Linked DNA regions of Homo sapiens: region 2 is linked to region 1. Evidence: chromatin loops called from intact Hi-C (ENCODE). Cell type or tissue: endothelial cell of umbilical vein. All regions are shown on one strand. Each heading gives the region's core, and the rest is flanking DNA. Links, peaks and the distances in the headings are about the cores only.

Region 1 (17,070 bases), core at 6,360-10,359:
ACCCCTAGAACAGGGCCAGAGTGCAGAGTGGAGGCTGGTGGCAGTCAGGAGACAGTGGGAAAGTGACTGGGGAACTCGGGGTCACAAAGGGTCCAGAGTGAGGCCTGCGTCATGACTGGACAGCTAAGCGGGGCAAGAACCGGCCCAGGCTCCCCTCGTGGGGAGAGGTCCAGGCCAGCAGTTCACTCTCAGTCTCACCTCAGGACAGACACCCTGCGGGCTTGAGAAGAGGGAGACTCAGTTTCCACAAATGGGGAAGGAAGAAGGTGGCAAGGAGTGGGGTGGACTGAGGAACAGCAGCCGAGCGGGCCGGAGAGCCGTGAGGTACCTGTGGTGGGGCACACCTCAGGCAGCCCAGCCTTGGGCGAAGGCAGGCAAGGACTGGCCCGAGAAGTGGCTGAACGCAAAGCGCAGTCGTTAGACTAGCAACGAGGAGAAATCAAGGCACACGCCTCTTCCCTTCTGCCTTTCTAGCACGCCTCCCTCTCTCCCCCAGGCTGGTGTCCTCTGTCCAGGCCATCATGGCCTCCACTGCCGGCTACATCGTCTCCACCTCCTGCAAGCACATCATTGATGACCAGTAAGTGCTGCGAGACACCCCCCTGCCCAGGTGCCAGTGGTTGGCGTGTACGGGTAATCCCGGAAGACCCCACATCTTGGAGGGAACTCTGTCTGTGGTCCCCAAGCCCTTAACTTGGGCCTGAGCAAGTTAACTGCAATAACCGCAACTCAACACCCAGGGATAAATTTATCCTGTCCTGTCCTTAAAGGTCAGAACCAGGGGGAGAAGGAGCGGGGATCAGAGAGGATCCTCAAAGCGCTTTCTAGTCGGCTTCCAGGTCTCCCGTGTTGTCGTGGTTCCCCACCTCCTCCCTGCCTTCCACCCCAGGAGGCAGACCCCATTTCCAGCCAGCACCCAGATGGGGTGCCCCCTCCTCATGCCAGGCTCACCCCTCAGCCCTTCCCATAATCCAGGCATCCGGCATCCACTCCATGCCTGAGGGAGAGGACAAGGGAGAGATGACACGCACAAGGCCACACACGGCCAGGCAGTGCGGGAGGGGATGAGGGTGAAGAGGCCAAAATGTGGCCAGGCAGCTGCTGCAGTGTCTGGTGGTTGCCAAAAAGGCCCAGAGGTGTGCAGGCAGGAGGCGGGGGGACGGGGAGGAGAGGGGCCCTGTCCGTGGTGCTGACGGCCGCCCTAGGTGACCCACGGGTGGCCCGTTGCAAGTTGCCTTAGAGGTGCCCACAACGCCCCCTTTGTAGCTTTCAGCACCGCTTCCCTTCTGTGGCAGCCACTGAGTCCCAGGGAACATTTGGACGCCCCTGATGGGGGGTGCCCTGTTTCTGTTTGCCTCCTCTTTTCCCGAAGATGAGTTGCCTCTTCTGTGGTGAGGCAGCGGCCCTTCCTGGAAGGGCTTCAGCGAGAGGAATTGAGTTAAGTGGCAGCTGCAGAGGACAGTTCTTGGCTTAACTCTTTCTTCAGACCCCGCCCAGGGACTTGGCTGCTTCTTGGCCTCTGCCCACCCCTTCCCTCCCCTGCTCCAAGCTGAGCCTGGGATCCAGCACTTCCTCCCCAGCCTTCACATGCAGAGGTCACCGTTTAGCTTCTGTACCCCCTGCTCCCCAGGCCCCCCTGTGTCTGTTCCTGTCCGTCTTCCCTGCTTTAATCCTCAGGTAGGTGGGGAGGATCCGGGTTAATCCAGGGCAGCAGCTGTTCCTACTTCTGAGCACCTAATTGCCAAGAGGGTGGGGATGGGATCTAACACCTCACATGACAGCCCAGGGCCTGGTGGCCCCTCCTGGTCTCCTGCACCAGCCCAGCTGTCCCATCTCCCATCACCTCTGCTGGGCCTGCATTCTGGGCAGCTTCCTGCCCTGACTCCTCCAGGCCACTTGGGACCTCTCTCCCTGTGTTCCCGCTTCGCGTTCTCTACAGCTGCCCCTCCCCTCTCATCTTTCCCTGCCTCTGGGCCGCAGCTCCACACCACTGCACCAGTCTCAGGTTCCCTTTTCCCTGGTACCGTCCCTGCTGGAGAATGGGTTGGCTCCACTCACAGGCCGCCTGCCTCAGGCTCCCCATCCTCAGAGGCCTCAGCCCCAACTTCTCCACAGCCTCCTCCACGTGCCTCATGTTTGGTGATGGCTTCTGGCTGACTCTGCTTTCATCCCTCCACCCCTTGTGGGGCGAGCACCCCAGGTCCTGCCTCTCTGACCTCCTGCCCCCACCCCAGGCCAGTCTTGGGACTACAGGATTTAAGAGAAACTGCCAATGTGCTGACTCCAGAAGAAAAATGCTGTCTTGTCTATTCATCCATTTCTCGTTTTTGTTTACTCTCCAAGTACATGGAACTTTCTTTGTCCTTGGCTCCTTTTGCTCTGCATTTTCCCCTTAACGCTTGGCTGTCCCTGAAAAACAACACAAAATAGACAAGAGATTGGGTGACTTTGGGGCAGGGCGAACAGCGCTGACAAGACCTCTCACTTGCCAACAGGGTCTGTCTCTGATGCCTCTCGGATCTTCTGGGGATGGTGGGGATGACAGTGAGGGCTGTGGAGCCACACCGCCCATGTCCCTTCCTTGGCCAGGTTACCTAGCCCCTCTGTGACTCACTTCTTCACCTGTACAGTGGGGATGATGGCCACACCTACCTTTTACAGGGTTTTGGGAGGGGTAAATAAGGCTATGCATGGGAAGTTTGGAAGATCGCCTGTCCCAGGAGGCAGGAATGGGCGTCCACCCCTGTGACCTCTCTCTCCAGCACTCTCGCCCCTTCAGCTGTTGCTGGTCCTAACCTCATGGTAAGGTTAGGACAAATAACCATGGCAAGGTCCCACCTGCCTGTCCTGGGCTTATTTTGGCACTGTATCTGTGCCTTTTGGTCTGTGGGCATCTTCTGGTCTTTTCTTTTCCCCCGACTATACTGCAGAGAGAGAGGAACATGGGTGAGTTCTGAGACCACAGGTTTGAATCCCAGCACCATCTCTTACTAGCTGCATGACTGTGTGACCTTGGGCAAGTTTCTCACCCTCTACCCTCTGGATCCCTCATCTGTACCCAAGACTCCGCTCCTGTCCAGGGCTGCTGTGCTGACCCCTGAGATCTGACCCCAATCACTGGTGTCCCCTTTCCTCCTTGCTCCCCCACCCCGTCTCTCTGCCCAACAGACACTGGCTGTCCTCTGCCTACACGCAATTTGCTGTGCCCTACTTCATCTACGACATCTACGCCATGTTCCTCTGTCACTGGCACAAGCACCAGGTCAAAGGGCATGGAGGGGACGACGGAGCGGCCAGAGCCCCGGGCAGCACGTGGGCCATAGCGCGTGGCTACCTGCACAAGGAGTTCCTCATGGTGCTCCACCATGCCGCCATGGTGCTGGTGTGCTTCCCACTCTCAGTGGTGAGTCCCGGGGAGCTGGGCGGGCGGGGTGCGGGTGGCCTGCTCCTTGGTCCTGCTGGTGCTGGCAGGAGCCTGGGAAGCCCCGGGTCTGCGTACTGACAACCAAGCAGACCCAGCGTATTCCCAGGGAAAGCTGTGGACAGGCAGGGTTCACTGAGCACCAGCCCAGGGCACCAGGGTGTGGGGGCAGCCTGGCCCTGGGCTGGACGATGCCCGGCTGTGGCTCTTTGGATTTGTGGTTGCACGTCTCTGAGCCTCAGTTTCCTCACCTGTTACATAAGGGACACAGTCTTTCTGCAGGACCGTGAGAGGGATGCAGCCAAGTCATGCACCTGCTCCTGCACCCAGGTGTTCTTTCTCTTTTTTTTCTTTCCAAGACGGAGTCTCTCTCTGTCACTCAGGCTGGAGTGCAGTGGTGTGATCTCGGCTCACTGAAACCTCCGCCTCCTGAGTTCAAGTGATTCTCCCATCTCAGCCTCCCCAGTAGCTGGGATTACAGGTGCCCACCAACACGCCTGGCTAATTTTTTTGGTATTTTTAGTACAGACGGGGTTTCACCATGTTGGCCAGGCTGGTCTCAAACTCCTGACCTCGTGATCCACCTGCCTCAGCCTCCCAAAGTGCTGGGATTACCGGCGTGAGCCACTGCACCCAGCCCTGCACCCAGGTGTTCTGATGTTCAGAGTCAAGCATCTCCCAAAGTGACAGAGGGGAAAGAGGAAGGGCGGGGGCTGCCCAAGAACCCAGGGAGAGCCCCAGCTCCTCACCTTCCTGCCTCTGTGCCCAGGTGTGGCGACAGGGTAAGGGAGACTTCTTTCTGGGTTGCATGTTGATGGCAGAGGTCAGCACGCCCTTCGTCTGCCTTGGCAAGATCCTCATCCAGGTGAGTGAGCATGGGAGGGTGCAGGAGCCCAATGGGGAGGTCACAGGAAGGGGAGGGACCTTCAAGGTTGCTGCCAAGGGCTCTAGCCCCTTCGTCATCCCCCCCTCACCCCGTGCATTTTGAGCACCTGGTGCTTGTGTCCTGGCAAAGTGTCTGGTTTGGGAGGAGCTGCCTGCTAGGGTCGCAGGGAGGCAGGGAGAGGGCCAAGGGGGGCCGAGCCCTTCTGCTGCCGTGGCCACTGTGTCTGTGTCTCCTCAGTACAAGCAGCAGCACACACTGCTGCACAAGGTGAACGGGGCCCTGATGCTGCTCAGCTTCCTCTGCTGCCGGGTGCTGCTCTTTCCCTACCTGTACTGGGCCTACGGGCGCCATGCCGGCCTGCCCCTGCTGGCCGTGCCCCTGGCCATCCCTGCCCACGTCAACCTGGGCGCTGCGCTGCTCCTGGCCCCTCAGCTCTACTGGTTCTTCCTCATCTGCCGTGGGGCCTGCCGCCTCTTCTGGCCCCGCTCCCGGCCGCCCCCGGCCTGCCAGGCCCAGGACTGAGGCCGGGGGCCGGGACCCTCCCCCTCCCCACCCCCACCCCCGTGGAGACAGGGCTCTGGGGCTGATGGCTGGGGTTGGGAGCCAGGGTCCTCTTGCCCGGACAACCCCAGGACTGACGATGACCCCGAAAGGGAAGAGGCCCCATCTCTCGGGGACTGAGGGGGTGGAGAGAGGGGACCTCTTCCCCCTACTCTGCCCCCTTCCTGCACACCCTTGCGCTGGAGGAGGGGAGGGGGCACCGCCTCCCACCCACTGAGGGCAGGAGGGCTTGTGGGGAGGGACACCAACAGGGTTTCAAGGGGACCAGGAGTCAGAATGTGGGGAGACGCCTCTGCCAAGGCCATCCCAGCCCCTATGCTGCCATCCCCCAGGGCTCCCCATCACCCGAGAGGAGAGGACGCCCCAACTAACCCCCGCTGGCCCTCGGGCCTCCCGAGTGGCCGGCTGCAACCACGGCTCCTCTCCAGGGTAGGCCAGCTTGAGGAATCTTATTTATTTTATTTATTTACCCAAATTTGAACTAGTCTGTTGGGTTGGGGGAAGGAGGTGGCTGCTACCCCCAAGCCTTCCCAGTGCTGACAACCCCGGGGGCAGGCGAGGGCGCCCAGTCCCTCACCATCGGCTGCACATCGCGCCCTCGGGCCCTGCCATGTCCCTGGTGCTACTGACCTCTCAAGGCTTCCTCCAATCTGGGGTCGGGGGACCCTGGGAGGTGCTTTACAGACCGCTAATAAAAGACGATCTGCGTGAACGCCACCAAGGCCCTTGCCACCAAGTTCTTTGGGGCTGGGAAGGGAGGAGGTGGGGGGCTTGGGCCATGGGAAACAGAGGGGACAGGATCCCCAGCTGCTCGCTGGGCAGTCAGGGAGGAGGAAAGCAGGGAACTTTTGCTCATCAACAGGAGAGGAGGTGGGTGTGGGTGCTCAGGTTGAGTCCAGAGCCCTTGTCCGGCTCTTTAGGCCCCTTTCTGGAAGTTTCTGTGGGGCATGGAGATCAGAGGGGAGAGGTCACAGCCTGCCCCGCTAGAACTGGGGTCTTCAGCCGCTCCCAAGGAAGGTGGTGGTGGGTGGGGTTGGAGAAAGGGGGCAGGCCTTACATGTGGGTGCAGAACTGGAAAAGGAGAAAGAAGAACGCCACCACCAGCAAGCCCACCAGGATGTGATGGAAGAGCCCGGGGCTGGAACCTGCTAGACAAACAGGACCCTTAACTCCCCTCTGATGGCCCAATGAAGGGTCTGGGGCTGCTCTCCTCCAGACCCTGGCGGGGAGGGAGGTCCCTTCTCAAGCTGGTTCATACCTGAGTTAATGAACACGATGGGTTTCTCTCCAATAAACTGGGCCACAGCCAGCAGCCTGGCTTGGTCTGAGTCCGGATAATCGAAGAAGTCAGGTCTGTCTAAGAAGCGCGGAGACTCTGTCCCCAGGGCTGACGCCGTGGCACGCTTGGGTCTGGGTGCTAGGACCCAAGCAAACTCTGTGACAACAGCCAAGCTGACCCCTGCCTTTATCTCTCGAGGCGGAAGCTGACTTGGGACCCTGTGAGACCACCCAGCCTTATTGCAGAGGCTGTGGAGGGTCTTGATTTCCCTCAGGGTCAGCTGGGTGCACCACGACAAGGCTCGCGGTTGTTGGGGGGTAGGTGGGACCAGCAGGATGGGAGAGAAGAGTGGAGAGAAAATGAGAGGGTGCAGGGTTGGCTTCCGAGTCCCTAAGTGGGCATCACACTTTATGCTCCCAGAGCTGCCTGCCTTCCTGCTGCTCCCAAGACAGCTTCTTACCAGTTTCTATGGCCCCTAGTGCAGCCAGCCACACCCACACCAGCACCCATGGCCACAGCCTCATGACTCCTATCATGAGGTGGGGGCTCTGTGATGTCACAGCCCAGAGCTGTTCTGATGGCACTTTGGGGTGAGGGGAGAAAGTGCTAGGAGCTGGGACCCCTCCCCCATCCCTCACTCTCATCAGAAGAGGAGAGGAGAAGAGAGGTTGGGACCAGTCTTCACCCCCTGGAATGTCGCTGATGATAAAACCATAATGGTGGCAGCCCCAGCATTTACAAAGAGGAGGGATGCGGCACGGCCATCTTGCTGAAAGCCCGAACTAAAGGAAGCTGTGTTTGGACAACAGGCACAATTTGGGGTGGTGGCACAGGGCCACACACCTCCGGTTACCCCTTGGATCAACCACAGGTAACATTTGTTTTATTTATTTTCATTTTTTTGGAGACAGGGTCTCTGTCTGTCACCCAGGTGGGAATGCAGTGGCGCCATCTTGGCTCTCTACAGCCTCTGCCTCCTGGGTTCAAGTGATTCTCTTGCCTCAGCCTCCTGAGTATCTGGGATTACAGCTTTGGATAAATCCCTTCCTTTTATCTGTCTGCCACCACACCCGGCTAATTTTTGTATTTTTAGTAGAGACAGGGTTTCACTATGTTGGTCAGGCTGGTCTTGAACTCCTCACCTCAGGTGATCTGTTCGCCTCGGCCTCCCAAAGCGCCCGGCCTATTTTATGTATTTTCAGAGACAGGGTCTCACTCTGTCACCCAGGCTGGAGTACAGTGGTATGATTACTGCAGCCTTGAACTCCTGGCCTCAAGTGATCCTCCCACATCAGCCTCCTGAGTAGCTGGGACCACAGGCATGTGCCACCATGCCCGGCTAATTTTTGCATTTTTTGTAGAAATGAGGGCTTGCTATGTTGCCCAGGCTGGTTTCGAACTTCTGGCCTCAGGTGATCCTCCAGCTTCGGCCTCCCAAAGTGCTGGGATTACAGGCATGAGCCACCATGCCCAGCAGGTAGCATTTATTGAACACCTATTACTATGCTGGCTGGACCCCATTTATGGCCAAGTACCTTGCACAAATTTGTTCATTTGCTCTTGCACTGACCCTCAGAGGCAGGTACTCTTTTTTTTTTTTTTTTTTTTTTTTTTTTTTGAGATGGAGTTTCACTCTGTCCGCCAGGCTGGAGTGCAGACGCACAATCTCAGCTCACTGCAACCTCCACCTCCTGGGTTCAAGCGATTCTCCTGCCTCAGCCTCCTGGAGTGGGATTACAGGCGCGCACCATCACTGTTCGGCTGATTTTTGTACTTTTAGTAGAGATGGGGTTTCACCATGTTGGCCAGGCTGGTCTTGAACTCCTGAACTCGGATGATCCGCCTGCCTCGGCCTCCCAAAGTGTTGGGATTACAGGCGTGAGCCACCAAGCCCAGCCCAGAGGCAGGTACTCTTGCCTCCCTTATACACGGGAGGAAATCACGGCACAGAGGGGAAAAGTAGTGTGGGCAATGCACACTTCCTGGGGGGGGGGTTCCTCTCTGAGGCTCCCCCTTGCATCCTATCCGCAGATCCAGGGGCACAGGGCTCTCTCCGTCCTCCCCCGCCCCCTCCTTAGTGCTCAGCCGGGAACGACCCTGGGGTTAGGAACCGAGAGGAGTAGCAGGCGTCTCCCACTAGGTGGCAGCAGCGGCCGCGCCTGAGTCCACGCTCCCACCCTAGGAAAGGCGCAGCGGGGCGGACTCCCGGGCCTCCTCCCGCCTCTTCCACAGGTTGCATCCGCGGCTGCAGGAAAACGGATGGCTGGGAATGGCCGTCGGGGGTTGGTCAGAGGAAGTCCCTCGGCCCTTTCCGAGGCACATCTCTTGGCCATCCACGCGTCCTTCGCAGACTCCGCTCCCTGCACCTCCGTTTCCTCTTCTGTGGCCGGCGGCTCCCCCGTGGCCACCCCATCTCCCATCTCTGCCACCTCCCAACAGCCATTTCCACTCCTGCGGCCCCATCCCAGCTAAGGAGAGCGCCCTTCTGATTGGCAGGTGGGCCTGTCTGTCACGGGCATGTTCCATCCCACCCAAGCCCAAGGACACTCCAGGGTTTCCTTAGTTTCACAACGAAGGTGCGTGCTCAGCGGACTCTGCAGACCCAGTGCCGCGACTTCCCCTAAAGCCAGGCGTGTATCTGCGCGTGTGAGGTGCTCTGCCGCAACCCTATGCAGAGAGCAGGTGGGCTAGGACTCGGGGTACTTGCCATGAACCGCTTCGAGTTCCTAAACAAGTAAAAAGCCCAGAGAGAGAAAAAAAGGGGGCAGCGGGGCGGGGGTGGGGAAGGAGGGAAACGAATATCTATGGGACTGGCTCACGTGGGCTGCTTCCCCTGTGCTGCGCTGATGGCTTCCCTTTTTTTGAGACAGGATATTGCTCTATCTGTCACCCAGGCTGGAGTGCAGCCTCGACCTCCTGGGCTCAAGCGATCCTCTCACCTCAGCCTCCCAAGTAGCTGGGACCACAGGCGTGCACCACCACACCTGCCTATTTTTTGTTTTGTTTTGTTTTGTTTTTTAGATGGAGTCTCTGTCTGTTGCCCAGGCTGGAGTGCAGTGGCACGATCTTGGCTCACTGCAACCTCTGCCTCCTTGGTTCAAGCGATTCTCCTGCCTCAGCCTCCCGAGTAGCCAGGATCAAAAGCATATGCCACCATGCCTGGCTAATTTTTGTAGTTTTTTAAAGTAGAGACGGAATTTCATCATGTTGGCCAGTCTGGTCTCAAACTCCTGACCTCAAGTGATCTGCCCTCCGCGGCCTCCTAAAGTGCTGGGATTACAGGCGTGTGCGACTGCGCCCAGCCTACTTCTTTTTTTCTTTGCAGAGATGGAGTCTTGCTATGTTGCCCAGGCTGGTCTCAAACTCCTGGGCATAAGTGATTCTCCCACCCTGGCCTCCCAAAATGCTGGGATGACAGGTGTGAGCCGCCATGCAGATCACTTCTAAGAAAAAGGAAGGGATTTATCCAAAGCCACAAGGCATGTGAGAGGCAGCAGAAGGGACTCAGTAATGTGGTTTTTGGGCCAGGCGCGGTGCTCACACCTATGATCCCAGCACTTTGGGAGGCCAAGATGGGTGGATCACTTGAGGCCAGGAGTTCGAGACCAGCCTGCCCAACATGATGAAATCTCCTCTCTACTAAAAATCCAAAAAAAGGCTGGGCGCGGTGGCTCACACCTATAATCCCAGCACTTTGGGAGGCCGAGGCAAGTGGATCACCTGAGGTCAGGAGTTCAAGACCAGCCTGACCAATATGGTGAAACCACGTCTCTACTAAAAATACAAAAATAAGCCGGGTGCGGTAGCATGCGCCTGTAGCCCCAGCTACTCGGGAGGCTGAGACAGGAGAACTGCTTGAACACAAGAGGCAGAGGTTGCGGTGAGCCTAAATTGCGCCACTGCACTCCAGCCTGGGTGACAGGGTGAAATTTCATCTCAAAAAGAAAAAGAAAAAAAAAAAGATTAACTAGGCATGGTGGTACGTGCCTATAGTCCCAGCTACTCAGGAATCTGAGGCAGGAGAATCACTTGAGCCCGGTAGGTGGAGGTTGCAGTGAGCCAAGATCGCACCACTGCACTCCAGCCTGGGTGACACTCGAGACTCTGTCTCAATAAATAAATAACCTGGTTCCCGACGCTGGGCCAGGGCTCGTGCCCCAGGCCCACAGGCAACTGCTCCTTGAGGTTAGCTGGGAGAAGGGACACAGAACCTATGGCCTTTGGGGTTGACTTTCTTTTGTTTCCTCAAATGCTTCAAAAACATTAAGCTATCTCTACTAGTAAAGGCCATTTTGACCCAAACAATGCATTATCCATTCACCCATTTATTCATCCATGACATAAACGTGCTGAGCTCCTGCTACGCACTGGCTGGACTCCATTTATGACTCAGAAATCACCACGGCACGGTCCCTGACCTCAAGAATGACAAGGGAGAGAACTCATAGATGCGCATCATTCTAGAGTAGACGGGCAACTCTGGGTCATCTACACCTGCTGTCTCCACTCCCTCATCTTTAATGGACTCTTCAATCTCTTCTTTTTCTGAGATGGAGTCTCATTCAGTCACCCAGGCTGGAGTGCAGTGGCGCGATCTCGGCTCACCGCAACCTCTGCCTCCCGGGTTCAAACGATTCTCCCACTTCGGCCTCCTGAGTAACTGGGATTACAGGCACCCACCACCACACCCAGCTAATTTTTTAATTTTTAGTAGAGATGGGGTTTCACCACGTTGGCCAAGCTGGTCTCAAACTCCTGACCTCAGGTGATCTGCCTGCCTCTGCCTCCCAAAGTGCTGGGATTACAGGCATGAGTCACCTCGCCCAGCCAATTCTTCAACCTCTTCTAATCTGGCTTAGTCCCCACCAATCCACTGAAGCTGCTTTGATCAAGTCCACAAAAGAGCTCATAATCTGCCAAATCAAATGGTTCTCTCTCTTTCCATTCCGTCTGCCTCCCAGCAGGTGCACCTGTCCCTGACTCAGAGCCCTGGAACCACACTCACCAGTTCTCAGGACTCCTTCTCCAGCCAACTCAGCATGGGGCCTTGTCTTGCTATCTATATTCTCTGCCTAGGTGATCTCATCCATACTCGTGGCTTTAAATACCATCTATATGCCAGTGACTCACAAATGTATATTTCCAGCCCAGACCTCTCCTTGGAGCTCCAGACTCCGAGATGTCTGTTTGTGATGTCCAAATACATCTCCAAGGCAATGGATCACAAATGGAGTCCTACTCCAGACCTGCTCTGCTCCCATCTTTTCGTCTCAGTGGATGGTCCCATCATTCCTCTAGATGGTCTGCTCAACACAGAAACCTAGGAATCATCCTGCTTCCTTATCTCTCACCTAATGAACCCCAAATTGAGACCTGTTAGGCCAGGTTCGGGGGCTCATGCCTGTAATCCGAGAAATTTGGGAAGCCGAGGTGGGAGGATCACTGGAGGCCAGGAGTTCAAGGTTGAAGTGAGCCATGATCGTGCTGCTACACTCCAAGCTGGGTGACAGAGAATCCCATCTGTAAAAGATAAGAATAAAAAGATCTGTTGGTTCAATTTTCTTTCTTTCTTTTTTTTTTTTTTTGAGACAGCATCTCACTCTGTTGCCCAGGCTGGAGTGCAGTGGTGCAATCATAGCTCACTGCAGCATCGACCTCCCAGGCTCAAGCAATCCTCTCTCCTCAGCCTCCCAAGTAGCTGGGACTGCATCATCAAGTCATCATGCCCAGCTAAGTTTTTTTTTTTTTTTTTTTTTTTTTTGGTAGAAATAGGATTTCACTATGTTGCCCAGGCTGGTCTTGAACTCCGGGGCTCAAGGGATCCTCCTGCCTTGGCCTCCCAAAGTGCTGGGATTACAGCGCCCAGCCTCAATTTTCTTTTCTTTCTTTTTTTTTTTTTTTTCCGGAGACAGAGTCCCACTCTGTTGCCCAGGCTGGAGTGCAGTGGCACGATCTCAGCTCATTGCAACCTCCACCTCCCAGGTTCAAGTGATTCTTGTGCCTCAGCCTCCTGAGTAGCTGGGATTACAGACGCATGCCACCAAGCCCACTTAATTATTTTTGTATTTTTAGTAGAGATGGGGTTTCGCCATGTTGGCCAGGCTGGTCTCAAACTCCTGGCCTCAAGCAATCCGCCCACCTTGGCCTCCCAAAGTGCTGGGATTACAGGCATGAGCCACCGCACCCGGCAATAGGTAGTTTTTCGACTCTTTCCCTCCCTCCCCTTTTTTGGAGTCCCCAGTGTCTGTTATTCTCATCTTTATGTCCATAGGTACCCAATGTTTAGCTCCCACTTACGAGAACATGTGGTATTTGATTTTCTGTTTCCGCATTAATTCAGTTAGGATAATGGCCTCCAGCTGCATCCATGTTGCTGCAAGGGATATAATTTCATTCTTTTTTATGGCTGCATAGTATTCCATGGCATATACATATCACATTTTCTTTATCCAGTCCACTGTTGGTGGGCACCTAGATTGATTCTGTGTCTTTCCTATTGTGAACAGTGCTGCAATAAACACACAAGTGCAGGTGTCTTTTTGGTGGAATGATTTCTTTCTTTCTTTTTCTCTTTTTTTTTTTTTTTGAGACAGGGTCTCACTCTGTCACTCAGGCTGGAGTACAGTGGCTTGATCTTGGCTCACTGCAGCCTCAAACTCCTGGGCTCAAGCGATCATCCTGCCTCAGCCTCCCGAGTAGCTGGGACTACAAGTGCACACCACCACTCCTGGCTAATTTTTTTTTTTAGACAGGGTTTCGTCATGTTGACCAGGCTGGTAGAATGATTTCTTTTCTGAATATGCCGTACTCTGGACTGCCTCCCAGCTTTGGCACACACCTCTGCCTAGAATACACTTGCCCCCAAGCTTGACCTGGGTAACTCCTCCTCATCTTTCAGGTCTCAGTTGAGACAACTCCTTTTCTGGGAAGTGAGGTGTTAATCTTTGTTCCCTCCTACCTCATAGGACCCTGAGTTCCCATGGCTTCTGACCATCCCCTGTCCCCACGTCAGTTTCCCTGGATGGGGATTGTCTGTGTATTTGTCTGTCTTCCCTATGAGGCTGTGAAGTCACAGCTCATTGACCTTGGGCCTGGTTGTATCCCCACAATCTATAGTCGATATTCAGTCAATATTTACTGAATGACTGGGTGACTGGTGCAAAAGCCTCCCGTCTCTGGACAAAGCAGGGCTCAGCACTGTCCATCATTTTCCTCTGAAATTGGCTTGAACTCCAGCCTCATCCTTACCTGTCTTCAACAAGTTCTTCTGGAGGCAGGCAGGGCTGGGGTTGAGCAAGCACCGTGGGAAGAGAGCACAGGAGAGAGGACTCGACAGGTTCCTTGACCAGAGTGTCCCCCTCCCCTCACTGCAGGCCCCCTGCGCCCAGGTCATGGACACCCTCTTGCTAAACTCACCGGCTTTCACACTGCACTGTGTCTCCCTTCGTCCTGCTTCCTTTCTTATTCTGGAGAGCCACGAAGGAAACCTAACGGTTGCCTTTACTTTAGAAATATTGGCCGGGTGCAGTGGCTCATGCCTGTAATCCCAGCACTTTGGGAGGCCAAGGCAGGCAGATCACTTGAGGTCAGGAGTTCGAGACCAGCCTGGCCAACATGGTGAAACCCTATCTCCACTAAAAATACAACAATTAGCCAGGCATGGTGGTGTGCACCTGTAATCCCAGCTACTTGGGAGGCTGAGGCTTGAACCTGGGAGGTGGAGGTTGCAGTGAGCCAAGATCGTGCCACTGCATTCCAGCCTGGGCAACAGAGCGAGACTCTGTCTAAAAAAAAAAAAAAAAAAAAAAATATATATATATATATATATATATATATATATATATTATTGTGCTGGGCATGGTCTTTGGCTCACACCTGTAATCCCAGCACTTTGGGAGGCCAAGGTAGGAGGATGGCTTGAGGCCAGGAGTTTGAAACCAGCCTGGGCACCATAGTAAGACCCATCTCTACAAAACAAACAAACAAACAAAAACAGATTAGCCAGGCATGGTGGTGCATACCTATAGTCCCAGCTACATGGGAGGCTAAAGTGGGAGGATCGCCTGAGCCCAAGAGTTCGAGGATGTCGTGAGCTATGATCTTGCCACTGCACTCCAGCCTAGGCAACACAGTGAGACCCTGTCTCAAAAAAAAAAAAAAAAAGAAAAAGGAAGGAAAGAAGGAAGGAAGAAAGGAAGGAAGGAAGGAAGGAAAGAAGAAAAGAAAGAAAAAGACAAGACCAAAATTTGGCCAGGCACAGTGGCTCATGCCTGTAATCTCAGCACTTTGGGAGGCCGAGGCAGGCGGATCACCTGAGGTCAGGAGTTCAAGATCAGCCTGGCCAACATGGTGAAAACCCATCTCTACAAAAATACAAAAAAATTAGCCGAGCATGATGGCGGGTGCCTGTAATCCCAGCTACTCAGGAGTGTGACGCGGGAGAATCACTTGAACCCGAGAGGCGGAGGTTGCGGTGAGCCGCGATCGAGCAATTGCACTCTAGCCTGGGTGACAGAGCGAGACTCCATCTCAAAAACAAACAAACAAACAAACAAACAAAGAAATACCAAAATTTATTATTTTAATGTATTCTTTGGAACAGGTAACCTATGCATGTGGCACAAAATTCAAAAAATACAAAAGGATGTACGTTGAAAAGTAAGTCTTTCCTCTTCCTGCCCTGTCTCCCCAGAGGTCACCATAGTTATATTTTCTTCTGTGTATTTATTATTTTTTTATTATTATTTTTATTTTTTCACTCTCTCAGCTTGTCAAGAGACACAGTTACCATTCTTGTGCAGGCCTCCAGAAACAACATATGAACAACTAAGCAAACACGGCTAAGCTCTTTCCCTCTCAAATGGCAGTATTCCAAGCATGCTTCTCTGCACTTGCTTTTCTTTTTTGATTTTTTTTTCTTTTTTCTTTTTCTTCTGAGATGGAGTCTTGTTCTGTTGCCCAGGCTGGAGTGCAGTGGCATGATCTCGGCTCACTGCAACCTCCGCCTCCCAGGTTCAAGCAATTCTCCTGCCTCAGCCTCCCAAGATTACAGGTGCCCGCCAACATGCCCAGCTAATTTTTGTAATTTTAATAGAGACAGCGTTTCAGCATGTTGGCTAGGCTGATCTTGAACTCCTGACCTCGTGATCCTCCCGCCTCGGCCTCCCAAATTGCGGGGATTACAGGTGTAAGCCACCATGCCCAGCCTGCACTTTGCTTTTTTTTTCTTTGAGATGGAGTCTCGTTCTGTCGCCCAGGCTGGAGTGCAGTGGCGCAATCTCGGCTCACTGCAAGCTCTACCTCCTGGGTTCATGCCATTCTCCTGCCTCAGCCTCCCAAGCAGCTGGGACTACAGTTGCCCGCCTCCACGCCCAGCTAATTTTTTGTATTTTTAGTAGAGATGGGGTTTCACCGTGTTAGACAAGATGGTCTCGATCTCCTGACCTCGTGATCCACCCGCCTTGGCCTCCCAAAATGCTGGGATTACAGGCGTGAGCCATGGCGCCTGGCCTGCACTTGGCTTTTCTAAGTTAAAATGAAACTGTGAAATGATTCTAGGGCCAGGCACAGTGGCGCACGCCTGTAATCCCAGGACTTTGGGAGGCCGAAGCGGGAGGATTGCTTGAGTCCAGGAATTTGAGACCAGCTTGGGCAAAGTAGTGAGACCTTGTATATTTAAAAAAAAAAAAAAAGATGATTCTAAACAAGAGCAAAACAGCCTCTTGTGGCTGCACCCTATTTCACTGCATGGAATTACATCATGACTGATTTAACTGGTCCCCTGCTTCTGGGTATCTCAGTTGTTTCCAGTCTTTTGGAACGTGCTACATTTAAGAATTTTGAACTTCATGGCCAGGCGCGGTGGCTCACAGCTGTAATCCCAGCACTTTGGGAGACCGAAGCAGGCGGATCATGAGGTCAGGAGTTCAAGACCAGCGGGGCTAAGATGGTGAAACACCGTCTCTACTAAAAATACAAAAACTTAGCCAAGTGTGGGGCGTGCGCCCCTGTAATCCCAGCTACTTGGGAGGCTGAGGCAGGAGAATTGCTTGAACCCAGGAGGCAGAGGTTGCGGTGAGCCAAGATCGCACCATTGCACTCCAGCCTGGGCAACAAGAGTGAAAGTCTGTCTCAAAAAAAAAAAAAGAAAAAAAGAATTTGAACTTCTATTATTTGGCTTATGGGTTGGCATATCTGTAAGATAAAATCCTAAAAGTGGAATTTCTGGGTCTAAGGATTTTTTTTTTTTTTTTTTTTTTTTGAGACAGGGTCTCACTCTGTTACCCAGGCTGGAGTGCAGTGGAGTGATTATAGCTTACTGCAGCCTTGACCTTCTGGGCTCAAGAGATCCTCCCACCATCACGAGGTCAGGAGATCGAGACCATCTTGGCTAAGAAGGTGAAACCCCATCTCTATTAAAAATACAAAAAAATTAGTCAGGCGTGGAGGCGGGCACCTGTAGTCCCAGCTACCCGGGAGGCTGAGGCAGGAGAATGGCATGAACCTGGGAGGTGGAGCTTGCAGTGAGCCGAGATCACGCCACTGCACTCCAGCCTGGGCGACAGAGCGAGACTCCATCTCAAAAAAAAAAAAAAGAAAAGAAAAAAAAAGAAGAGAGATCCTCCCACCTCAGCCTCTTGAGTAGCTGGGACCACAGGCACACACCACTATGCCTGGATTTTTTTTTTTTTTTTTTTTTTTTTTTTGTAGAGACAGGGCCTCACCATGTTGCCCAGGCTGGTCTTGAACTTCTGAGCTCAAGGGATCAGTCCGTCTCAGCTTCCCCCCAGCCCAGACACTTTGGCTTTGCCCATTTTATGGGTAATAAGTGATATCTCAGGGTTTTTTGTTTGTTTGTTTGTTTGTTTGTTTTGAGACTGAGTTTTGCTCTTACAGCCCAGGCTGGAGTGCAGTGGCACGATC
Region 2 (13,940 bases), core at 4,868-8,867, 170 kb after region 1:
AAGCGCTAGAATTACAGGTGTGAGCCACTGTGTCTAGCCCATTTCCATATCTTAACATTCATTTTATGTATGTGCTGTTCTGCTAACACAAGCTACCCTGCTCTAAGTGCTATTTGCGTGCATTATCTTATCTCACAATTGTACAGTTGCACACAATACGACAGCCCTGTTACTGTTCTCATTCCCCAGAGAGGAAACAGGCCCCGAGAGGTGGCAGCCTGGCCAGTCTGGTTCCAGAGCCTGTACCTGAACACTTAATTGTACGCAGTACTTTCACGCCAGCGGGCTTCTGAATGGTTGCATAGAACGCCAGGCGTGGTGGCAGGCGCCTGTAATCCCAGCTACTCGGGAGGCTGAGGCAGGAGGATCGCTTGAACCCGGGAGGCAGAGGTTGCAGTGAGCTGAGATCGCACCACTGCACTCCAGCCTAGGTGACAGAGTGAGACTCTGTCTCAAAAAAAAATTCAGTTTAACCTGGTCCTACCACTGTGAATGGTGCTGCGGTAAATCATCTCGCGCTTTTTGGGGGACACGTATAGGATGAACGTTGAGGGGCTTAAAGCAGGACAGTGGCAGGGACAGACCTGTGCTTGAAGAAGCTATTGGTGCACAAAACTGAGGTGCGGTGGGTGTGGTGGCTCACGCCTGTAATCCCAGCACTTTGGGAGGCCAAGGTGGGCAGATCACGAGGTCAGGAGATAGAGACCACCCTGGCTAACACGGTGAAACCCTGTCTCTACTAAAAATTACCTGGGTGTGGTGGCACGCGCCTACTGTAGTTCCAGCTACTCGGGAGGCTGAGACAGGAAAATCGCCTGAACCTGGGAGGCAGAGGTTGCAGTGAACCAAGATTGTGCTACTGCACTCCAGCCTGGCGACAGATGAGTCTCCGTCTCAAAAGAACAAAAAACAAAAAACTGAGGTGCGTTTCCAGCTGTGGGCACCCCACTACCTGGCCTGCTGCAGTCAAGGTAGGAGACTGGGTCAGGGGCTGTCCCTGTGCCTGCCCTGCAGCCCTTTCTCCTTCCTGTTGGCTCTTCCTCCAGCCTGGTGGGTCCTCTCTCTCCAGCCCCAGAGGACAGAGCCCTTGGCCTGCCTGACTCCCATGTCCCTGGCTGGCTCCTAGGCTCCTTGGCTCTAACCATTTACAGTGACATCAGAAGGCTGACTGTGTAAATCCAGCTACATTGAGTTGTTTTGTTTTGAGACAAGGTCTCACTCTGTCACCCAGGTTGCAGTGCAGTAGCTCCATCTCGACTCATCACAACATCTGCCTCCTGGGCTCAAGTGATCCTCCAGCCTCAGCCTCTTGAGTAGCTGGGACTACAGGCGGCACCACCACCCCCAGCACACTATTTTTGTATTTTTTTGTAGAGATGGGGTATCCTTATGTTGCCCAGGTTGGTCTTGAATTCCTGGGCTCAAGTGATCCTCCCACCTCAACCTCCCAAAGTGCTGCAATTACAGGCATGAACCACCATGCCTGGCCATATGTGATTTTTTTTTTTTTTTTGAGACAGAAGTTTCACTCTTTAGCCCAGGCTGGAGTAAAGTGGTGCAATCTCGGCTCACTACAATCTCTGCCCCTGGGGTTCAAGCAATTCTCCTTCCTCAGCCTCCTGAGTAGCTGGGATTACAGGCACCCGCCACCGCGCCCGGCTAATTTAGTATTTTTAGTAGAGATGGGGTTTCTCCATGTTGGCCAGGCTGGTCTCGAACTCCTGACTTCAGGTAATCCACCCGCCTCGGCCTCCTAAAGTGGTGGGATTGTAGGCGTGAGCCATTGCACCTGGCCATATGTGATCTTAAAAAAGAGAGTTGAGGAGGAGAGTGTGAGCACGGGCAGTCTAAAAGAATCTGCACCCGAGCATCCTGAGGCTTGTAGGGTAGCACTGAAGACTCACAGGAGGGCTTCTAAGTCCCCTTGGCCTACAGGGACGTGGCTCGCAGTCAGACTGGTGCCGGCGTTCCATGTCCAGTGGCTGGCCTGGGCTCAGGAAGAACCTGCAGAGCCCTTGATCTGGAGGTGGGGAGTGGGGAAAGGCTGAGCTGACCTGGGCCCTGGAGTATCTATATTTGATCTAGGGAACATAGTGGAGTCACGTTATATGTGCAGTAATAGCCTTCTGGAATCAGCTATATGCCTTCAGAATAAATGAATGATCACCACGCCACTGTGTAAGAAGTTTCATTTGTTTGTTCCACTCAATGACTGCGCCTCGGAGGGCAGGAGATCAGTACCTGTACATTTGCTGTTCCTCTAGGCAGTCTCAGTCTTCAAGGCTCTCCTTCTGTGATTAAAAATAACCCTAACTACTGTAACAAACTTCAAGATGTGTAGTGCCTCAAACATGATAGTTTATTTCTAGACTGGTTGTGGTGGCACATGCCTGTAATCCCAGCACTTTGGGAGGCTGAAACAGGAGGATTACTTGAGGTCAGGAGCTTGAGACTAGCCTGGGTAACATAGCAAGTCCCCATTGCTACAAAAGAGTTAAAGAGTTGGCCAGGCGTGGTGGCTCACACCTATAATCCCAGCATTTTGGGAGGCTGAGGTGGGGGATCACCTGAGGTCAGGAGTTCGAGACCAGCCTGGCCAACATGGTGAAACCTCATTTCTACAAAAAATACAAAAATTAACTGGGTGTGGTGGTGCACGCCTGTAGTCCCAGCTACTCGGGAGGCTGAGGCAGGAGAATCACTTGAACCAGGAGGCGGAAGTTGCAGTGAGCCGAGACCGTGCCACTGCACTCCAGCCTGGAGGCAGAGCAAGACTCTGTCTCAAAAAAAAAAAAAAAAAAGAAAGAACATTATTTTATTTCTAACTCATATTAAATCTTAATCAGATGCTGCCGACTGGGAGACAGCTCTCCTGCAAGCGGCGATTCAGGAATTCGGGCATCTCCTGTTCTGTGATTCTGCCATTTTCAACACGTGGCTCCTGGGACTGCCCAGCTTGTTTGCATCATGTAGGCAGATGATGTGTATGGAGGTTGCAGGAGCCAAGTTTTTATGGAAAGACAGGAAATTAGCACTTATTACTTCCACTTCCATTCCATTGGCTACAACTCGGTCACACGGCAGTGTCTGAGGACAAGGGAAGCTGGGACACAGATTAGTTGTGGGCGTAAGTGGAAGAGGAAACTGATTCGGTAAACAGCATCTTACCATGCTGAATGTGTTCGCTGTTGAAAGACACAGATTTTTCTTATAAAGGGGGTCCTTCAACACATCAATTACTTTGGTATTCAACCAAAGAAAAGCCATTTGTTCTAGTGCTAGAGAAAAACAGGCTGTGTTGAACTTCTTCAGAGATCACACTGTTCTCTATGTATGTTTTTGAGACAGGGTCTCACTCTGTTGCCCAGGCTGGAGTACAGTGATGCCGTCATAGCTCACTGCAGCCTCAAATTCCTGAGCTCAAGTGATCCTCCTACTTCAGCCTCCTGAGTAGCTGGGACTACAGGCACATGCCACCACACCTAGCTAATTTAATCTAAAAACACTTTTTTTGGATTAGACATAGGCCTAATTTTTAAGATATAAAAAACTAGGGCCAGGCGCTGTGGCTCATGCCTGTAACCCCAGCACTTTGGGAGGCCAAGGCGGGCAGATCACCTGAGGTCAGGAGTTCAAGACCAGCCTGGCCAACATGGTGAAACCTCATCTCTACTAAAAATACAAAAATTACCTGGGTGTGGCGGCAGGCACCTGTAATCCCAGCTACCTGGGAGGCTGAGGCAGGAGAATCGCTTGAACCCAGGAAGCAGAGGTTGCAGTGAGCCGGGATTGTGCCATTGCACTCCAGCCTGGGCAACAGTAGCAAAACTCTGTCTCAAAAAATACAAAAATTAGCCAGGCGTGGTGGCACACGCCTGTAATTCTCGCTACTCAGGAGGCTGAGGTAGGAGAATTGCTCGAACCTGGGAAGCAGAGGTTGCAGTGAGCCGAGATCATGCCACTGCACTCCAGCCTGGGCGACAAAGCGAGACTCTGTCTAAAAAGAAAAAAAAATTCAATGTATATTTCAGGCTTCTTTCAGTAAACAGGTTGCTTGGGGCAACCCTAAGCCCCAGGGATGAAATTCAAAATATTTAACCACCAAGCCAGAGCAAGACCCTGTCTCAAAAAAAAAAAAAAAAAAAAATTTGAGGTTAAACCTAATAATTAAAATTTTAAAAATGTAAAGTTAAAAAAAAATTAATCTAATTTTTTTTTTTTTTTTTTTTTTTGGAGACAGAAGCTCACTGTATTTCCAGCAAGTCCTGTCTTCCCCACTCTATGGCCTGTGCTGGGCCCCTCTTCGTGCATATAATTTTTTTTTTTTTTTTTTAAGATGGAGTTTTGCCCTCTCCCAGGCTGGAGTGCAGTAGCACGATCTCGGCAGACTGCAGCCTCCACCTCCGGGGTTCAAACGATTCTCCTGCCTCAGCCTCCTGAGTAGCTGGAATTACAGACGTGTGCCACCACGCCTAGTTTTTTTTGTGTTTTTTTTTTTTTTTTTGTATTTTTAGTAGAGACGGGGTTTCACCATGTTGGCCAGGCTGGTCTTGAACTCCCAACCTCAGGTGATCCACCCACCTCGGCCTCCCAAAGTGCTGGGATAACAGGCGTGAGCCACTGCACCTGGCCCCTTGCATACAATTTAGAGGAGTTTCCCCTATGACCTATGAGATCTTACAATCCTGTGAGGCACACAAAGTAGTCAGGATAGGCTAGGTTATACTGTGGTAACAAAACCCCCCAAATCTCCGTTGCTTAATACAGCAAACATTTCTCACTCCTGCCACATGTCTGTTGCAGGTCAGCTGTGGCTGCACCTCATGCCATTTTCTCCCTGGGACCCAGGTGGTTGGAGCAGCTTCCACTTGGAACATTGCTGGTCACCCATTTATATGGAAAAGGGAAGAACAGGCATGTGATGTCATTTCCCCTTGCATTTCATTGGCAAGAGCCAAAGCCTGATCACCAATTGAGGTCCACGTGGAGACATCAAGGCATGGATTGGAAATGAGTCCAGAGCTCTTGGGTGAGGTCGGAGCTGGAGTAATGGATTCTGAGGTCAGTGGTATAGAGACCATCTGAGGTCATGCGATTGGACAAGAATGTCAGCATGAGAAGTGGGCCTTAGGGAACCTACTGAGAGAAGCGAGAAAGAAAACTAGAACAGGTGATGTCAGGAAAGCCCAGCATGGGAGGAATGGCCAACTGTGCCAAGTGACCGATCAACTACTGGATTTAGCAACGGGACATTACTGGTGATGCCGAATAAAGCAGTTTCCATAAAGTAAGGGGCAGAGACAGAAGCAAACTGGGGTGTTTTTTTGAGTCGGAGTTTTGCTTTTGTTGCCCAGGCTGGAGTACAATGGCGCAATCTCGCTCACTACAACCTCTGCCTCCCAGGTTCAAGCGATTCTCCTCCGTCAGCCTGCCGAGTAGCTGGGATTACAGGCACCCACCACCACACCTGGCTCACTTTTGTATTTTTAGTAGAGACAGGGTTTCACCATGTCGGCCAGGCTGGTCTTGAACTCCCGACCTCAGGTGATCTACCCACCTCGGCCTCCCAAAGTGCTGGGATTACAGGCGTGAGCCACCACGTTTGGCCCTATCTGGAGTGGTTTGAAGAGATAATGAGAGATGAGGAATGGAAAGTGAGACCACAGAGAACTCTGGAAAAATTTGGCTGTGATGGAAAAAGGAGAGGTGGAAGTTAGAGGGGCTCATAGGGTTAAGGGAGTTGTTTTATATGGACAGAGTAGACATGTCTATATCCTGATGATGATGATGCAGGAGAGAAGAAATTGATGGCATATCAGCTGGGTACAGTGGCTCACACCTGTTATCCCAGCCCTTTGGGGGGCCAAGGCAGGCAGATCATGAGGTCAGGGGTTCATGATCAGTCTGGACAAGATGGCAAAACCCCATGTCTACCAAAAATACAAAAATTAGCAGGGCATGGTGGTGCATGACTGTAGTCCCAGCAACTCGGGAGGCTGAGGCAGGAGAATCACTTGAATCCAGGAGGCAGAGGTTGCAGTGAGCTGAGATCACGCCACTGCACTCCAACCTGGGTGACAGAGCGAGACTCAGTCTCAAGAAAAAAAAAAAAAAGAAAAAAAAATTGACAGCACAGGAGAGGACGGCAATCAGTGAAGGAATGCAGCCCTCTCTCCTAGAGCCCAAGGGGAGGAGCCCAGGGTGGGAAGAGGAGGGAGGACAGTCTAGATGCCAGCAGTTTGTTAGGTTTGTTGCTGGGAAGGGCCTTCCTACCCAATTTGCTTCTATTTTCTCAAAGAGGTGAGAGAAAGTGGGCAGGGGTGTAGGAGGCTGAGAGGAGAGGTGGTGTGAATGGTTGTCTCAAAGCGGATCGCACACAAGACAGAGCAGCACAGCCAGAGAAGCTGCACCTCCCTCAAAATTTGTTCCCATGAGTTTAAAATAAGATCAGTCAGCTCCGTGGGGTGTTCCTCCTGCAGCAACGGTCAGGGGCAGGGCAGAGAGGGAGGGAGGTGGTTTAAGGGGGGATCGGGCTTTTTCCACTCAATATTACAGGAAGGTGAAAATGAGGGCTTTAGGGAGGCTTTAAGGGTTTTGTTTGTTTTGTTTTTTTTTATAGAGACAGGGTCTCCCTCTGTCACCCAGGCTGGACTGCAGTGGTATGATCATAGCTCACTGCTGCCTCCAACTTCTGGGCTTAGGCAATCCTCTCACCTTAGCCCCCCGAGTAGCTGGGAACACGGATGCATGCCATAACATCTGGCTTTTGCTTTTTTTTTTTTTTTTTTGGTAGAGATGGGGGTCTTGCTATGTTGCCCAGGCTGGTCTCGAACTCCTAGTCTCAAGTGATCCTTGTGCCTTGGCCTCCCAAGGTGCTGGGGTTACAGGCCTAAGCTCTTGCACTCGGCCCCTGGGATCTTTTTACTTCCTCGGCAGAGACGGGGCAGGCCTGGCACCTACAACTGTTCCTGGCCCCAAAGGGCTAGTGCACCCAGGCTGACTGCACCTGGATCCTTCTCTCAAATGAGGACCCCATACTGGTTGTGGGGGAGAAGGTGGGATAAGGGCACTCCTCCTTCAGTGCTCCCAAACAGCCCAGACCGGAAGCTCAAGGAGATGCCCAATTCCTACTGCCCTAGGCAGGGTCCTCCTCCCCAACCTGACACCCCCACCTGGGAAGGGACAAGCGCACAGCACCGGGTGCAAGCCTGACACGTCTGCTGGTGCTGTGGGTGCTCCAGCAGGTGGCGCTGGAGGGCGCCTCCCGAATGGGAAGCTGGGTTGCATCTGCAACAGCTGAGAGCTACCAGGCAGCTGGGCTCCTGGAGAACCAGTGGTGAGATGTTGCCATTGTGGGCCCCATGCCCCCACCCGTGGCATCATCACCCCTATCTGGGCTCTAGGAAGCCCAGTGCACAAGGCTTTGGGGCCACATTCCTACTGGGTGACTTCCAGCTCATCCTTCCCCTGCCTCGGGGTCCTCTCCCCTTTATGGAGGAGAAGAGTCTCCTGTAACTATCTAAAGATGTTGACCGGGCACAGTGGCTCACACCTGTAATCCCAGCACTTTGGGAGGCCGAGGCAGGTAGATCACCTGAGGTTGGGAGTTCGAGACCAGCCTGGCCAACATGGTGAAACCCCATCTCTACTAAAAAATACAAAAATTAGCTGGGCGTGGTGGCACGTGCCTGTAATCCCAGCTACTCAGGAGGCTGAGGCAGGAGAATCACTTGAACCTGGGAGGTGGAGGTTACAGTGAGCAGAGATCACACCACTGCACTCCAGCCTGGGTGACAGAGCAAGACTCCAGCTCGAAAAAAAAAAAAAAGATGCCAGGGGCACCTCCCCTCCCCACCATTAAGCTCCCTGGTAACCCCAACCAATGTCAGACAAGAGAAAAGTGTTGAAATTGTAAATGCCCAGAAACTTCCATTGTATTAATCAGGAGTTAGCGCAGTACAGGCACCACGTGGTTGTCTCCAGGAGCTTGAGGGGCCTGAGCAGACTGGGGGGATATCCCCTCCCCAGGGCTGGGCCCACTGGCCACCCTTCTGCCCAGGGGCTGACCCTCGGGCCCCATCCCCAGCAGCCCAAAGGCTGTGTTGAAGAGGTTGATGGGAGTGGAGCCATCGGTGATGAGGGTTGATTTCAGGCCCAGGGACTGGAGCAGTTTTACCTGGAGGGTGAGAACAGGAGGAAGTTGAGATGGGCGTCAAACCCTGGCCACTTCAGAGTGACCCTCCTTAAGTCAGCTGGTTTGAAGGGTCACCTCCCCTGCATCTGACCACCCTGCTTGACTGCCTTGGAAATGCCTGTCAGACTGGCGTCCCATCCATTTCCTGTCTCCTCCGGAGCTCTGGCTCACTGCTGGGTCTAGTACAGTGCCTGACGTTGATGCAGCGTGACACTGTGTGAATGTCCCTGCATCGTGGGTCAGGTCACTCACCCCTCCCTTCCCCACAATCTTTCCAGATGTTGTGTTTTCCGCCTTGGCTCTGCCTTCCTGGTTTCAAGGTTGGTCCTGAAACCAACACACCTTCCCCAACTCTCACCTGCATCTCAGGCCCAGCCACAGCAAGGTCCCTGATGGTGCTGGGGCCTATGGCCTCTGTCATCTGCTTGAACTTCTTCACCTCCACCTCAGCCAGCTGCTGAGCCTTGCTCACCTCCAGCTCCAGCTGGGCCCGGGCATAGACCAGTTCCAGCTCTCGGACCTTCTGGACCCTCTGGAGCTCAGCCTCCTGGAAGAGGAAAAATCAATCATTCTTTATTTTTTGACCCAGGCTGGAATGCAGATCAGGACTCACTGCAGCCTTGAACTCCTGGCTCAAAGGATCCTCCTGCCTCAGCCTCCTGGGTAGCTGGGACTACAGGCATGTGCCACCACACCCAGTCAATTAAAAAATTTTGTTTTTGTAGAGATGAGGTCTTGCTATGTTGCCCAGGCTAGTCTTGAACTGGTCTCGAACTGACCTCAAATGATCCTCCCATCTCAGCTTTCCAAAGTGCTGGGGTTAGAGACCTGAGGCACCACACTAGGCCTCTTTTTACATTTATTTTTATTTACTTTATTTTTGAGATGGAGTTTCACTCTTGTTGCCCAGGCTGGAGTGTAGTGGCACAACCTCAGCTCACCGCAGCCTCCACACCTCCTGGGTTCAAGCAATTCTCCTGCCTCAGCCTACCAAGTAGTTGGGGTTACAGACACATGCCACCATACCCAGCTAATTTTTTGTATTTTCAGTAGAGATGGGGTTTCACCATGTTGGCCAAGCTGGTCTTGAACTCCTGACCTCAGGTGATCCACCCGCCTCGGCCTCCCAAAGTGCTAGGATTACAGGCGTGAGCCACTGCACCCGGCCTCTTAATGGGATTTCAAGCATTAAATAAGATAATGCCTATGAAGCATACACAGCACTTGTGCCAAGGTGGCCAGTGCATGAGCGCCCAGCTGCAAAATGGGTGTTCTAATCCTTACCTTCCAGCAATGGAGTCAATGAATCCTACAAGGCAAAGGACTTTGCAAATGCAAAGTACTTGGATAGGGCTTTATGTTGGGGGACCTGGTGTCCTATACAGTCTCAGGGACTGTAGGGAATGGGCCTTTTCCAGGACTCAAGGCCACCCTCTTCTTAATGCCTCCCCCCACTCACCGTTTCAATGGCCAAGGCCTGTGCTTTTAGCTTGGCCTGCAGCACGGACCCTTCTCCCTCAATCCGGGCTGCCTCCGCACGGGACTCGGCCTCCGCCTTGGCAGTCCCGGTGCTCTCCACGGCCATGCTGGGGAGAAGGCAGAGTCAGGTAAGACCCGGGAGACAGCCCAGTCCCCCCACGGCCTTGGCTTATGCTGTAGCCGTGCACTGTCTCATCGACACCCCACCCAGGCCTGCTGCCCACACCAGCTGCTGTCCTAAGACCCTCGGCCCCTGCCAGTCTCCTCCTCTAGTTCTCAACCCACCTCAGAGCCTCCAGCTCCAAAAGTTCCTTGCGAGCTTTCTCGGCTTCTGACTGGTCCAGGATCTTCTGCCGCTCAAGCCGGCCGCGGGCTTCCTGCTCCAGTCTCTGAGCCTCATGCCTGGAGGAGACGGAGCGCAGGTGAGAGGCTGGCATGGGGCCAGAGCAGGAACAGGAGCGCCAAGGGCAGCGGCCACCAACCAAACCGGTGCCCAGGACAGACCCCAGCCCCTAGAAGGCACCCAATACGCAACTCAACCCAGAATGGTATACGCGCCACAAGCCAGTGTCATTCTAGGCCGGACAAATGCAGGCGTGACTGCGGCCCCCTACTTTCACGCCACTTGAGTGGGAAAAGAACAAGTATACAAGGAGGATTTCAGACAGTGACAAGTGTGGGAGAGACCAGGCAAAGAGGGTGCTATTCAGCTGTGAGAGAAAGAAAAGTGTTCCCCAAGGAGGGGATCTTTGGGCTGAAGCCAGAAGGAGAAGCCTGCCTGGAAGGGAGCTCAGGGGCGGGGGGAAGCTTTCTGGGCAGCAGGAATAGCCATTGCAAAAGGCCTTCAGGTGGGTCCAAGCTGTGCATTGAAGGAGCAGAGGAAGCCAGTGGGGCTGGAACATGTCAGCTGGAACATGTTCCAGGGACGAGGAGCATGGAAGGGGGAGGCTAGAAGGCAAATCGGGGGAGGCCGGCTGGAGCTGCAGGAAGGAGTTTAGGTTTTATCACATGCAAGATGGGAGGCTGCAGGAGCCACATCTGATACGTGCTTTTTTTTTTTTTTTTCTTTTGAGACAGGGTCAGTCTCCCAGGCCTGTTGCCCAGGCTGGAGTGCAGTGGCGCAATCATGGCTCACTGCAGCCTCAAACTCCTGGCTTCAAGTGATCTTCCTGCCTCAGCCTCTCACAGTGCTGGGATTACGGGCATGAGCCACCGCGCCCAGCCTGATTCACATTTTAAGTGGGTCACCTGATCTGTTGGGTAGGGAATAGATCTTTGAGGGTAGGGATGGCAGCAGGCAGTCCACAAGGGATGCCAGGTTATCCAGTTCCCAGCAGTGGCCTGCCATGGGCATTATAGGCAGCCGAGCTCCCAGCCTCACTTACTTGGCCGCCGCTTCCTGGGAGTTGGTGGTGATCTCGATGGCCAGCTGGACGCTGCGTTGCAGGGCGTCCCGGGTCCTCTGATCCACAGGCTCCACTGACTGCACGTCCACACTGCTGACCACCAGCCCGTTTTGGGGGAAGACAGCCTGGTCCCGGGGCCTGGGCAGGGCCATGCCATCGGGGCCCTTCGCTTCCGAGGTCTCAAAGCCAAAGACAGCAGTGCGAATGATGCGGGCTGAGTTCTTATGGAAGTCATCGAAAGTGACAGAGGCCACGGCCCCCCGCACCCGGGATGCGATGGCTTTGCAGGCATCACCTACAAAGTCTGGCACTGAAAAGAGCTTGGCCGTCTCTTGGGGGTCCTTCCGGTCATTCACCTCAAAGTGCCTGTGAACAAACAGGCCCAGAATGGGGAAGCTGCTTTCACCCAGGAATCTCTCTTTAGAAGAGACAAGGTCTTGCCATGTTGCCCAGGCTGGTCTTGAACTCCTGGGCTCAGGCAACCCCCCAACCTCAGCCTCCCAAAGTGCTGGGACTACATGTGTGATCACGCCCAGCCAGCAACTCTCTCCGAGAAGAACTTCAACACCCATCCTGTGTGGCCGGGCAGGGTCTCTCGCAATAGAGAATGCTAATGTATGCCTGGTAAGGTCCTAAAAACTTAACACACGTTCTCCTTTAATCCCACTCAGCCACCCTATGAGATGGCAATGATCACCACCCCCATTTTACAGATGAGGAAGTAGAGGTCCAGGGAAGTCAAGTGGCTGGCCCAAGACTTGCCATATAACATGTGACAAGCCAGAAAGCTGAACCAGGCAGCTGCTTCTGGGGCCTGTGCTCTTAACTATGATGTTGTAGTGCCTGGGAATATGTCGGCAGCCCTGGGAATATGTCGGCAGCTGTCTGCCGCCATCAGGGCACTGGCTGCTCTCAGCTAAGAGGTGAGGGACATGCTTGGGAGTATTGAATATTCTTTTTGGAGACAGTCTTGCTCCGTCGCCCAGGCTGGAGTGCAGTGGCTCGATCTGGGTTCACTGCAACCTCCGCCTCCCGGATTCAAGAGATTCTCCTGCCTCAGCCTCTTGAGTAGCTGGGACTACAAGCTGGGACTACAGGTGCCCACAACCAGGCCTGGCTAATTTTTGTATTTTTAGTAGAGACAGGGATTCACCATGTTGGCCAGGCTGGTCTCAAACTCCTGACCTCAAGTGATCTGCCTGCCTCAGTCTCCCAAAGTGCTGTGATTACAGGCATGAGCCACCACGCCTGACCCTCCCTCCCTCCCTTCCTCCCTTCCTCCCTCCCTCCCTCCCTCCCTCCCTCCCTCCCTTCCTCCCTTCCTCCCTTCCTCCCTTCCTCCCTTCCTCCCTTCCTCCGAGACAGGGTCTCTGTGGGTCTCTGTTGTCCAGGCTGGAGTGTGGTGGCACAATCATAGCTTGCTGCAGCCTCAAATTCCTGGGCTCAGGCAATTTTCCCACCTCAGCCTTCCAAGTAGTTGGGTCTATAGACATGTACCACCATGCCCAGCTAGTTTATAAATTTTTTTTTTTTGAAACAGAGTCTTGTTATGTTGCCCAGCCTGGTCTCAAACTCCTGGCCTCAAGCAATCCTCCTGCCACAGCCTCCCAAAGTGCTGGGATCACAGGTGTGAGCCACAGTACCCAGTCATGAACACTGTTTCTGTACATGACTTATCTCACCCAATCCTAATAGCTGCTATTGAGCTCTGACCAATAGAGGCACTGTTCTAACACTCATTGCATCTTTTCAATGGCCTTGTGAAGGAGAAAATGCTGTCTTCCTCATGTTACAGATGGGGAAACTGAGGAAAGCACCCTGTCCCTTCCCCAGGTCCACAGGCTGCAAACAGCAGGGCGGGGGCGCAGGCCAGGGCAGTCAGTTTCTGAACTTGAGTTCTCACCGCCCCCTTGCACTGCCCACTCCCGCCAGCTGTGTCCCATGCATCTTTTAACAGCCCGACAGTTACGCATTTGGCTGCACGCTCACTGGGAGCTTAGTTGGGGTAGTGTCCTGCTACTGGATCCCTGAGTCCTGACCCCAGGAGGTGAGCCCACGCCTTCCCTGGATTTGCGTGAACTCCTAGGTTCCCTCTTGACCTCAGCACTGAATGAGGTGTCCTGCCTTCATGAGGAGCCCAGCACCAGCACTTGAGCAGGACCCTCCTTTTCTTGGGGTTCCTAGGCTGCACCCAGCAGGAACCCTCACCCACTGCTTGCCACCCGGTTTGTTTTTTTTGTTTTGAAACAGGGTTGACCGGGTGCAGTGGCTCATGCCTGTAATCCCAGCACTTTGGGAAGCCGAGGCAGGCGGATCACCTGAGGTCAGGAGTTCGAGACCAGCCTGACCAACATGGAGAAACCCCATCTCTACTAAAAATACAAAACTAGCTGGGCATGGTGGCACATGCCTGTAATCCTAGCCACTTGGGAGGTTGAGGCAGGAGACTCGCTTGAATCCGGGAGGTGGGGGTTGCAGTGAGCCAAGATCGCGCCATTGCACTCCAGCCTGGGCAACAAGAGTGAAACTCGGTCTCAAAAAAAACCAAAAAACCAAAAAACCAAAAAACTAAAAAAACAAAAAACAAAGAAACAGGGTCTTGCTCTGTCACCCAGGCTGGAGTATAGTGGGGCCATCAAGGCTCACTGCAGCCTGGACCTCCTAGGCTCAAGTGATCCTCCCACCTCAGCCTCCCAAAGTGCTGGGATTCCAGGAATGCACCCCCATGCCCTGTCCCCATTTTTACCAGTTGTAGGCCAGCTGCAGTTGCAGCCTGGCATGATCCGCCGTTTCGATGGTGATGACGTCTGTGAAGAAGTCAGGCCCCAGCAGCAGGCAGAGCGCACGGCGGGCATGGGGAC

Evidence for each region. Hi-C counts contacts between places; a loop is a spot of excess contacts. Peaks named below come from ENCODE experiments on the same cell type or tissue, not always from the same donor. Only the 100,000 strongest peaks of a DNase experiment are listed, where the experiment ranks them.
Region 2: it touches region 1 in a loop (5-fold over the local background); 7 of 110 quality-filtered maps call a loop at or near these places.

The regions. Positions count from the first base shown.
Region 1 is chr16:30,012,942-30,030,011 of GRCh38, reverse strand. It overlaps C16orf92 (chromosome 16 open reading frame 92), which reads right to left and starts at 6,814. Exons shown (of 4, transcript NM_001109659.2): 1 at 6,608-6,814; 2 at 6,127-6,285; 3 at 5,926-6,013; 4 at 5,308-5,806. The coding sequence starts at 6,671. The coding sequence ends at 5,785. It overlaps TLCD3B (TLC domain containing 3B), which reads left to right. Exons shown (of 5, transcript NM_031478.6): 2 at 497-580; 3 at 3,169-3,403; 4 at 4,191-4,286; 5 at 4,545-5,585. The coding sequence ends at 4,829. It also overlaps a transcript of DOC2A not described here. RefSeq lists an enhancer at 688-1,532. In endothelial cell of umbilical vein, for the core only: a CTCF peak has its summit at 8,280 (motif pointing right); DNase peaks (open chromatin) are centred at 8,351 and 8,601; H3K4me3 peaks cover 715 bases.
Region 2 is chr16:29,841,998-29,855,937 of GRCh38, reverse strand. MVP (major vault protein) reads right to left here. Exons shown (of 15, transcript NM_005115.5): 10 at 13,826-13,940; 11 at 11,059-11,445; 12 at 9,959-10,075; 13 at 9,654-9,780; 14 at 8,553-8,741; 15 at 7,917-8,176. The coding sequence ends at 7,949. Among named protein-coding and RNA genes, the nearest start is that of CDIPT, 14 kb to the left of the region's middle. RefSeq lists enhancers at 7,096-7,390, 9,283-9,782, 9,783-10,284. In endothelial cell of umbilical vein, for the core only: a CTCF peak has its summit at 7,225 (motif pointing right); a DNase peak (open chromatin) is centred at 7,267.